Linked DNA regions of Mus musculus: region 1 is linked to region 2. The links are chromatin loops, found by intact Hi-C in ENCODE. Cell type or tissue: heart. All regions are shown on one strand. Each heading gives the region's core, and the rest is flanking DNA. Links, peaks and the distances in the headings are about the cores only.

Region 1 (5,383 bases), core at 199-5,198, 210 kb before region 2:
CCTCTCCAAAAACAGCCTTAATTGATAGGTTGAGATGGGATTCACTGGACCTAGAATTATTTATAACATCTGGAAAGATTGTATCAGAGTTGTAAAGATTAAATGAAAGTATCAATTTTCAAATTTCCAATGGAAATAAGAAGTGATTAATTGTTTTATATGTTATATATTTTACATATAAAATAACAAACGTAACATTAGACTTCTCTATTTATTTTTAATGTTGGAGTTTGCACTCCGGGCCTGGCATATCCCAGGCAAAAACTCTACTGCTGAGCTACCTTCCCAGACCTCATTAACATTAATGGAGGGAATGGGAAGAGTCTTAGCTGAGCATTACCGAGAGCTGAAGTCTGCCTAACACAGTGAGATTCCCCATTCTCAGTGTCTCAGCTTAGTGATGTTCTTCTCAGTATCTCATACCATTCTTCATCCTCAAGCCTGGGCTAAGATGGAGTCAGGTTTGTATGAGAACCTTTTTTTTTAAAATTACATTCCTGTGTGTGTGTGTGTGTGTGTGTGTGTGTGTGTGTGTGTGTGTGTGTGTGTGTGTGTGTACATGTGCATGTGAAGGTCAGAGGACAACTTGAAGGAGCCAGTTCTCACCATTAACCATGTGGGTCCCTGGCTACTCAGGTTGCTAGGATTAGAGTCAGGAGACTGTCAGTGTCTTTGTAACATACTGAACAGGTGTCTGAAATTGCTTTTATATTTTAATTGTGAGGATGTTCACACTTACGGCTATAAAGAGCGTAAAGCATTATTTTCAGTTATTTGTGATGAGCTTTCTGGAAGACATTGGCATTTGGAACAACAAACAGAGGAAGCAAGATCTACCCTCAGCCTAGATAGAGTAAATAGATTTAAAAAAAAAAAAAGTTCTTATCTCTTCTAGAGCTGGGACAGCCTTGTTCTCTGACATCAGAATCCCAGGATCTCAGACCCTCGACTTCATACTGAAAGTCATGCTTAGCTCTGATGGTTCCCAAGGTTTTGGATTTAGACTGAGCCAAGGTGCAGGTGGCAAAGCATGGGACGCGCGACATCTGGAGTGTGTATAAATAGGACTCAATGGGCAGGGAAGGCACATTTGCATGGCTAGCCTTACAACGATTTGTTTGTTTCACATCTTCGTCTTTGTGTTCCCTGATCTTCACTTTGTTGAGAGGAGCCCAGCAGAGAGCTTCTCCTGAAGTCCAGGCTGGTCCTGGTCACACCTGCTGGCTCATGCTTATTCGATGGAGGCCTGGTGGTTTCTGCTGAGTCATGCCACCACTACTGATTCATGTTTGGTATCCTGATACTATTGAATTACTACTGGTATCCTGACAAAAAGGGATTGGAATTGCCCTAAAGGAACTATTGTAAATGGATCCACATCCCCTTGTCCTATTTACCATCTTTTCTCCCCTACCTTTGGATGGTGGGCTAGAAGGGGGGGGTGTCGAAGTATTTGAAAACTCTTATTAAAAGTTGGCTTTTTGCTCTTCCTGTAAGCGGCCAGAGGTCACCTGCCAAGATGGTTCGCTACTCTCTTGACCCAGAAAACCTCACAAAATCATGCAAATCAAGAGGGTCAAACCTTCGTGTTCACTTTAAGAACACCCGGGAAACTGCCCAGGCCATCAAGGGTATGCACATCCGCAAAGCCACCAAGTATCTGAAAGATGTCACTTTAAAGAAGCAATGTGTGCCATTTCGGCGGTATAATGGTGGAGTCAGTAGGTGCGCCCAGGCCAAACAGTGGGGCTGGACACAGGGTCGGTGGCCAAAAAAGAGTGCTGAATTTTTGCTGCACTTGCTTAAAAATGCCGAGAGTAACGCTGAACTTAAGGGTTTAGACGTAGATTCTCTAGTCATTGAACACATCCAGGTGAACAAGGCACCTAAGATGCGCCGACGAACCTACAGAGCTCATGGCCGGATTAACCCATACATGAGCTCCCCTGCCACATTGAGATGATCCTCACTGAGAAGGAACAGATCGTTCCAAAGCCAGAAGAGGAGGTTGCACAGAAGAAGAAGATATCCCAGAAGAAATTGAAGAAACAAAAACTCACGGCTCGGGAATAAATTCAGCATAAAATAAATGCAGATAAAGTTTTTTAAAAGGTTGGCTTTTTAAAAAAATCGAAGCCTACAGTACCCCTGTGAGGAAGACCTCCTGTACACTCCCCAAGATGTGTCTGATTCCCTCTTCTCTACGTCTCCCCAGAGGGATGCATGCTCTTTTACAGAGATGGCTGCGCCCTGGAGAGAAGGAGCCCATTAGACCTGGGCTCTGCCTCTTAAGGGGCATTGGTTCTAGAAAACCCAAAATGTCGCTGTAGCCTTCCAGTCAGTCAAGAGGTTTGTGGAAGTCGAGTGACTGAGCGAGTTCTTACCTTAGGTCTGACACACAATTGGTCCAGTGAGTTCTGAGACTTCTCTGTGGTGGTTTCTCCAGGTGTTAGTACATGGTTAGACTGGGCATGCCTGGTCTCTGACAAAATCCACACAATGGTTCCCAAACCTATGGGAGAGCCATTAGAGTGAGAAAGATTAACTAGAAGCACTAGAGGTGTCTCTGTCTAGGAAAATAGTGACCCAGAAGCAATGCTCCATTCTGAACGGGATTGCAGAATGTGTGGAGAAGAGGACTAGCCTCGTGCAACCTTCAAGTCTTGAAAGGTGCAATGGAAGTGGTGTGGTTTGTTTGGATGGGAAATGGGCCCTACAGACTCACATCTTTGAACATTTGGTCCCCAGACAGTGGCTCTGTTTTTGTTTTGTTACGGAAGCTTTAGGAGGTGACCCCCACCTCTTAAGATCTCACAACGGGGGTTCAATTTCAGCTAGAGTTTGGGGGGGGGAGATATTTAAACCACAGAAAATTCTTAAGAAAAATATACAATGAGAGATAAGTTTCTTCCCCCCAAGAAGTAGAAAACAGATAAAATAGCACAATCACACTGGCAGACCTGGGCATGAGACAGTTTTCCTGACGCCTGTTGGCCTTTACCCAGATGAAGGAGAGGGAAGGAGGAAAAGAATCTGGTTGGAGTTGGAGGAAATGAACTCAGATAGCAATGTGATGGGTTTTGGAAAATGACACCAGACAGCAGGTGTCACTATACCCCAAGTCTGAAAGCTGAATCTTCCAAAGTTGAGTGAGTGCCATCTGCTGGCTGGGCTCCGTCCTGCCATGCCTCTTCCTGCAGGGCTGTCCTAGAAATTCTGCTTAGGCTAGAGATTCAATAACATGCTGGACACCTGTGCATGACTCCCTGGGAATCCTAGCAGTACGCCATCAAATTCTATGATTGAAGAGCCAGCCCTTTGAGACACCAGGGAAGTTAAGCCCTTTAAGCCAGGGTTTGCAAATTTGTACTAAGGTAATTACCAAGTTATAGGGAAAGAAAAAGGCTAAGCAAAGTAGAGTATATACCCTGTAGTGGTTTGAGTGCGAATGCCCCCCCCTTAATAAGCTCAAATATTTAAATGTTTATTTCCCAGTCGGTGGTCAGTTTAGGAAGGATTAAGGGGTGTGGCCCTGTTGGAGGAGCTGTGGGCTTTGAGGTGTCAAAAGTCCGTGCCAGGCCCAGCTTCTCTCTGTGTCTGTTGTCTTCAGATGGGGAAATAAGCTCTTAGCTACTGCCACAGTGCCATGCCTGCCTGCTGCCATGACCCCCACCATGATGGGTGTGGATTAGCCCATGAAGCTGTAAGCAAGCCTCCAGTTAAACTCTTTCTTTTATAAAGTGCCTTGGTCATGGTGTCTTTTCACAGCAATAGATCTGTAGCTAAGGTATACCCTACCCAAAGACATTCAAATTCATAAACGAAAACAAACGAAAAATAATAGTGCTGGCCTAGTTAACACATCTGCAGCCTATGACGAGCCATTCGTTCAGGTAAAAGGTGAGCGAGTACCCAACATCATTGAGCCTCGAATGCTGAGGACACACAGAGCATTGGTGGAGATGCTAGAGGCAGGGTAAACAGAGCCATTGATGGAGATGCTAGAGGTAGGGTAAACAGAGCCATTGGTGGAGATGCTAGAGGCAGGGTAAACAGAGCCATTGGTGGAGATGTTAGAGGCAGGGTAAACAGAGCCATTGATGGAGATGCTAGAGGCAGGGTAAACAGAGCCATTGGTGGAGATACTAGAGGCAGGGTAAACTGGGCCATTGGTGGAGATGCTAGAGGCAGGGTAAACAGAGCCATTGGTGGAGATACTAGAGGCAGGGTAAACTGGGCCATTGATGGAGATACTAGAGACAAGATGCTATTACATCTTCCGTTGATGTAATTTACTTCTTTCCTCATTCAAAGGGTACCAATTGCCCAAGGGGTGGGACACAGTGCAGGAGACTTAGGGAGACCATAATCCAGCTTTGTCTTCATGAAGCTATCAGACACTGGAGCATGTGACCTGAGTTCAGCAGTCTGAGAATTTCAGAGGTTTGTGAAGGTTTTCAAATGCTTATACCATTTTTTCCCCATATCACCTAGACTGACTTTTCTTTAGTAGGACCTTAAAATAATTCTCTTTTAAAAAAAAGTTTAGGCTCAAACAATAATCATGGAGTAATGAGTTTTACATTTTTAAAAATTTTTAATTATAGGAGTGGGTTTTTGTTTGATTGCTTGCTTGTTTTAAACTGTGCATGTGCATGTGGGGTGTGTGTGTGTGTGTGTGTGTGTGTGTGTGTGTGTGTGTGTGTGTGTGTGTGTGTGAGTGTGAGTGTAGAGCCTGAGAATGCCAGAAGATCCCCTGGAGCTGAGGCTACAGGAAGTTGTAAATGCCTGACATGGGTACTGGGACCCAGACTCAGGTCCTCTTTGAGAGTAGTATGTACTCTTGGCCAGAGTCATCTCTCTACCCCACCCCCTATATGTTGTTTTTCTAACACACTTCAAAATGAAAACCAAAACCAAAACAAAAACCTAAAGAGCAATTAAAATTAAAAGTGAGCATCTAGCACCTGAAATATGACCAAGTGCTCCGGACAGAATAAATGTCACATGCTGGAGAGCAGAGAAACCTCACTTCACAGGTGTGAGTGTACCAGGGTTGACTCGTGAACAGATAAGCCCTGGGTTCTAGGTGGACTAAGAACTGTGCTCTGATGATGCACACTCGGTGAGTTTGTTTTCTCTCCCATGGCATAAAGGAAAAGGTGTCTGTTTTCCCGGCATGGCTTAGAGAAATGGGGAGAGGTCGTAAACCATCCTCATCCTACAGCCAGCTACAGTTCAACAACCAGGCTCAGCTGAGACAGGAGACGTCCACCAAGAGTGACCAGCGAATTCACTCATTGCAGCCAACCTTGGGATAGCCAGGCTACCCCTCCCCTGTCCCTTACCTGGCATACAGTAGCTCTCCAGTTAGAATTTAGGG
Region 2 (5,383 bases), core at 62-5,061:
CTAAGTGAATATCCTTACTTCTCAGGGCACTGGAGTCTGAACCCAGGGACTTGTACATGCTAGGAAGGCCTTCTACCACTAAACCCTGGGTGGCAGTGAGGGGGTGGTTGACAGGATCTCACTATGGAGCTCAAAGCTGCCTGGAAGCTGCTGTGGACCCAGGCTAGCCTCAGCTCACAACCTTCTAGCTTCAGCTTCTCAAGGGTTGGGATTACAGGTACACCAGTGCCCGAAAGTACTCTTCTCTTAACAGCAGAAAAATAGCTCAGCTACACAAGATAATCAGGGTTGTCTGTCAGTTTCTATGGACTGAGAAAATACATAATGAGAAACGATTATTAAGAATTTAGCTATGGTTTTAAATGAATTTGTATTGGATAGAAAATAATATATGGCTATAAACCAAGCTCTTAGGATACTGAGAAAGGATTTTTGAGTTCAAGAAAATAATGACACTGTAGTATAAAGTTAGAAAATTTAACTGAAACCAAATTTCAAAGCATTAAGCCTGCAGGAATCACATCTATTCCATTTTTCTTTTTTGTCCACATAGTATATGCATGTACGTGTTTTCACGTGAATGCACATACACGTGAGTGCACATGTGTGTGGAGGCCAGAGGCTGCTGCTGGGTACTTCTTCAGTGGCTCTCTGCCTTAGATTTGAAACGGTCTCTCGTTGAAATTGGATCAATTGGCTAGACAGGCTGGTTGGTGACCTCCAGGGATCTGCCTACTTCTAGAGAGGCACTAGGGCACCCAGCTTTCCATGTGGGCGCTGGGAATCTGAGCTCAGGTCCTAGTGCTTCTGCGGCAAGCGCTTTACTGATAAAGCCATCTCCCCAGCACTTCCTTCTTCTCATTCCAAGGTCAAATTTTTTAAAAAGTATGAAAGATACATAATTAAACTTCAGATTATAATATTAATACCAAAGATTATATTATAAAAACAAACCATTTTATTGGCACATGCTCATCAAAAATATAGTTTTCAGATCATATAAAATTATTGAAATTCAAAATGTATACTTTTAATCTCTGGAACTGATAAGCTGCGCAAAAAAAAAAAATCTATCTTTATCTTGCTAGAGATCTCGGGCTGGAGGTGGTGGCGCACACCTTTTTTAATCCCTACACTCAGGAGACAGAGGCAGGCGGATCTCTGAGTTCCAGGCCAGCCTGGCCTACAGAGTGAATTCCAGGACAGTCAGGGCTACACAGAAAAACCTTGTCTTGAAAAACAAAACAACAACAACAAAAAAACAAAAACAAAAAAAGATCTCCTATCTCTCAAACAGAGCCAAGAGTTTACAGCAAACTCTTGAGGGTACGCCCTCGTTTACACGCTGCCATGCTAAGGTCATACTTCGGCTTTCATGCATGTGCTTTAACAGCTGTGGGAACTCTAATGAGGTTCTTCATGAATTTAAATTCTTAGCCTTGGAAAGATACAAATCATTTTGAGGTCTTAGAAATACTTTAGGTACTAGTCCTAAAACTCAATTTATGAATATACACTAAATCTTGTGCCTTATTTCAAAGAGTTTATCAGCCCTTAACATCCATTTGCAAATCACAAGAACACTTATTCCATAGGCTCGCTACTTTTCCTATTTAAAAAAACAAATAGGATGCTGCTCCTGAATGAAGGCGGGCATTTCAAATTGTTTGTCTGTTCATTTTGTTCTTTCATTAGGAATAGGTTTTCACCCATACAGCCACTCCCTTGTTTAGTTCTTTTTATCAATGTTCTATTGCCCATGGTTGAGATCAAATTTATGAAGCCTTTCCCATTGAAACGATGCTCCAGAGAAATAAGCTAACCAATCTTAAATGCAAATATGAACATAAACACAAATGTAACGTTGATGCTTATTTACAGAAGTCCTATTAACTCCTAGTGCTGATGAGGGCCAATAAATTCAATCTGGAGAAATGAGTACTGCATAAATTTTCTCATAGCCATGTGTACACAGATTGATATAAGTACAGTGATGACTAAGCTGCCTAAAAGATGTCACATATCTCAAGATTATCAAGTCCTCAGACCTGAATTTCTTTCACTAGTTTATAAACCCTTAACATCCTTTTGACTTTCTTGTAGAATCATAAGTGCATGAGGCCATCTGGTGGATAAAATATAGAAAAACACCAAATCTGAGCCAGTTGGCAAGTCAGGTCTTCTAAAACCTAGTTCAATGCCCTGCTTATCAAACTACACAGTCTCCTCAGAAATTAAGAGCCAGATTTATTGCTCAACACATCCCTGATTTGAAATGGTCCTTATTATTGTAAGTCCTAACCACCCCTAAAACAAAACAAAACAAAACAAAACAAAACAAAACAAAACAAAACAAAACAAAACAAAACAAGACGGCCACAGCCAGAATAATCTCAGAATAAAATAGCAATACAAACGTCTCCCAGAGTTTCTTCCTCATTCTAAGTGGTTTTATATCAAAAACCTCAGCCAGCTGTGGCACACACCTCTAGTGCCAGCATTCAGGAGTCAGAAGCAAGCAAATCTCTGCTGGTTTGAAGCCAGCCTGCTCTATTTACAGAGTTCCAGGCCAGTTAAGGATACATGACATTCTGCCTCAAAAAAGAAAGAGAAAAAGGAAATCAAGAAGAAGAGGGAGGAGGAGGAGGAGGGGGAGAGGAAGAGGAGGAAGAAGAAGAGAAGGAGGACACCACCACCACCACAACCACAACAGCAGCACCTCGAATACAGATATCATCACAATAAAAGCTGTAAGAGAATAAGAAGCAACAGTTATGATCAGTATTCTGTCTCTGCAAAGGCAGGAACCATATTAGTCATCTCTGCAAAATCCTGAGAACCAAGGGACATTTCCTGATGTGATGGCCCATGCTCAAAAAACTTAATACAAATTAAAATAAAGTGTGTAATATAAGCCTTATATTATACAGAGCGTCATAGTCTCCATGGGTACCTTTGGTGGGCGCAGGCTGTATGCTGATAATCGACTGCTGCTTTGCCAGTGGCATAAGGGCTGGTAGTGTCTGAATGATGATGGCTTTTGCTGGGACACTGGCATTGGTTTGAGTCTTGGGCGCTGCTGGAAGTAATAAAGGCTTGGGCTGAACTGAAGGTTTTGAACTCATCTGAATTTTTTTCTTTGGAGTCAGTCCATGTTCTAGAGTTTAAAAAAAAATTTTTTAAAAATTTTAAAAAACCTCCAAGTCAATCTGAAGAAAGTTAAGAAAAGCTATCACATTCCATACTGTCCTCTATGTATTACCCTAATCACGTTCCATACTGTCCTCTATGTATTGTCCTGACTTCCGAGTAACAATCACCAATGAGCGTACGCACAGCTACTCTGTAGCTGAACAGACTGAAGAGAACGTCCTACTCTGAGATCATCCTGTGCAGCTCTGGGAAGGGGGAACATGAACTGCTAAAGGTCAGGTCAAAATTACTGACTGACGCCCACAGCTTAAGGAGGTGAGAGGCGTCACCTCTTTCACTCAGTGTCTTTAACTGCACTGCTACAACCTCTCCTGAAGATGACGGGGTCCACGCCTATTCTAACTATTTTTCACAAAGACCATCATAAAACATTTTTCCCCTTGACTTTTTCAGTTATTATTCAGAACAACAAAAAAATAAGATGTAATTTAGGGGCTTTAAGTATACTGGTTGTTTCTCAAGTGGGCCTGGATTCTGCAACAGCTTATAACTGTCTACAATTCCAGTTCCAGGGGATTTGAAGCCCTCTTTTAGCTTCTGGGGTCAGGAAGCATGCACTTGGTTCACAGACATATATGCCGATAAAACACTTGTACACATAATAAAATAAAATAAATAGACTATTTTTTAAATGCAAGCCAATTTAATAAATATAAGCTTAATCCAAGATTTGCCTTTTAAATATGGAACTTAAGTTGTCTAAAATGGAAATAATAGAAGTTGGGAGAGCGAGAGCGGCAGATACCTGTTTTGTTTCCAGGACCAGTGACAGGCTTCTCTTCCTTCAGTGGCTCTACAGAGGAGGGGCTATTACAGCTGTCGCCATATAAGGAAAGGGGGGACTGAGAACTAGACAACAAATCCAACTCCTCCTGCAGTGAAACACAAAAAATTAATGAGCAAGGGTATAATCTTTGAGCAACAAATTACTTAAAAAGAGAACACGATCTTACTTAAACAGAAAAGTGCCACAGACAGCTTAATGCGAAGATAATGCACAGTATAAGTGACTATTGGTAAGTCAACGCTCACGGACCCCAGAGGAAAGACACTGAAAATGCAGCATCTTATGCCGCACTCGCGAAGTAAGCATAGACTGTTCATCTGTTCCCACTTCTCCCCACCCACTCTGGTCTTCCCTGGTCTGTAGTCATACAGACAGCGACTTATCACCATAAGGCTAGAGCTACGGCTAATATCCCTTCCCATTTCTTTTATTCACCCTTAAAAGAATTTTAAAAGCAAAGTAATTCTATTAATTCTTTATCAACACTGCCTTCTTCCACAATAAGGGAGATTAATCTTAAAATAAACAGTTATTTTACTTAATGGATGAACAAATAATATAAAGATGTATTAAGATGACTTTAACAATTCTCTCTTAATTTTCAGTGAATCTGTCATGTTTGTTAGGGTAACATAGGAAAAAATTAAGATTCCCTTCTAATAACACAGAATAAAGTAGGCTCAAAAAGTATAGAAAAACTAAATGTTAAAGATAAACTATATGGTTAATATATGGTTAATATAAGAAAATGCAGGAAATATCTTTGTGGTATATAAGCACAAAAGAACTTCTTAAAACTTCCAAATTGGGCCTGGAGCTAGCTAAGCAGATAAGAACACTTGTTCTTCAGCACCCACCCAGTGGCTCACAGCCATCTATACTCCGGTCCTGGGGTACCTGACATACTCTTCTGACCTCTGGAGTCACCAGGCATACACATGTAAGTGCACATATATGCATATAGGCAAAACACTGATACATATAAAATAAAATTTTAAAATCTAAAAGAAAACTTAAAAAACAATACCAACAAAACAAAACACTTCAAAATTAAGCCAAGAAGGAAAGAGGGTATATGTGGGGGCATATATGAGTAATTGAAAATTAATAAGTTTTACTTAACAAGACTGCAGCCGGGCAGTGGCAGCACACGCCTTTAATCCCAGCACTCAGGAGGCAGAGGCAGATGGATTTCTGAGTTCAAGAACAGCCTGGTCTACAGAGTGAGTTCCAGGACAGCCAAGGCTACACAGAGAAACGCTGTCTGGAAAAAAACAAAACAAAACAAAACAAAAAAACAAAAAACAAAAAAAAAAAACAAAAAAACCCAAAGACTACAAAGTTGATAGATAATAGGAAAATGAGGTTAGCAATGCCTTTACC

Evidence for each region. Hi-C counts contacts between places; a loop is a spot of excess contacts. Peaks named below come from ENCODE experiments on the same cell type or tissue, not always from the same donor. Only the 100,000 strongest peaks of a DNase experiment are listed, where the experiment ranks them.
Region 1: it touches region 2 in a loop (9-fold over the local background); 32 of 42 quality-filtered maps call a loop at or near these places.

What each region holds. Positions count from the first base shown.
Region 1 is chr1:170,629,429-170,634,811 of GRCm38, forward strand. It overlaps the pseudogene Gm7299. Among named protein-coding and RNA genes, the nearest start is that of Olfml2b, 12 kb to the right of the region's middle. In heart, for the core only: a CTCF peak has its summit at 3,152 (motif pointing left); a DNase peak (open chromatin) is centred at 3,163; H3K27ac peaks cover 294 bases.
Region 2 is chr1:170,837,728-170,843,110 of GRCm38, forward strand. Atf6 (activating transcription factor 6) reads right to left here. Exons shown (of 16, transcript NM_001081304.1): 5 at 3,959-4,085; 6 at 2,954-3,157. Among named protein-coding and RNA genes, the nearest start is that of Gm25235, 7.5 kb to the left of the region's middle. In heart, for the core only: a CTCF peak has its summit at 2,127 (motif pointing left); no DNase peak of the experiment used is centred there.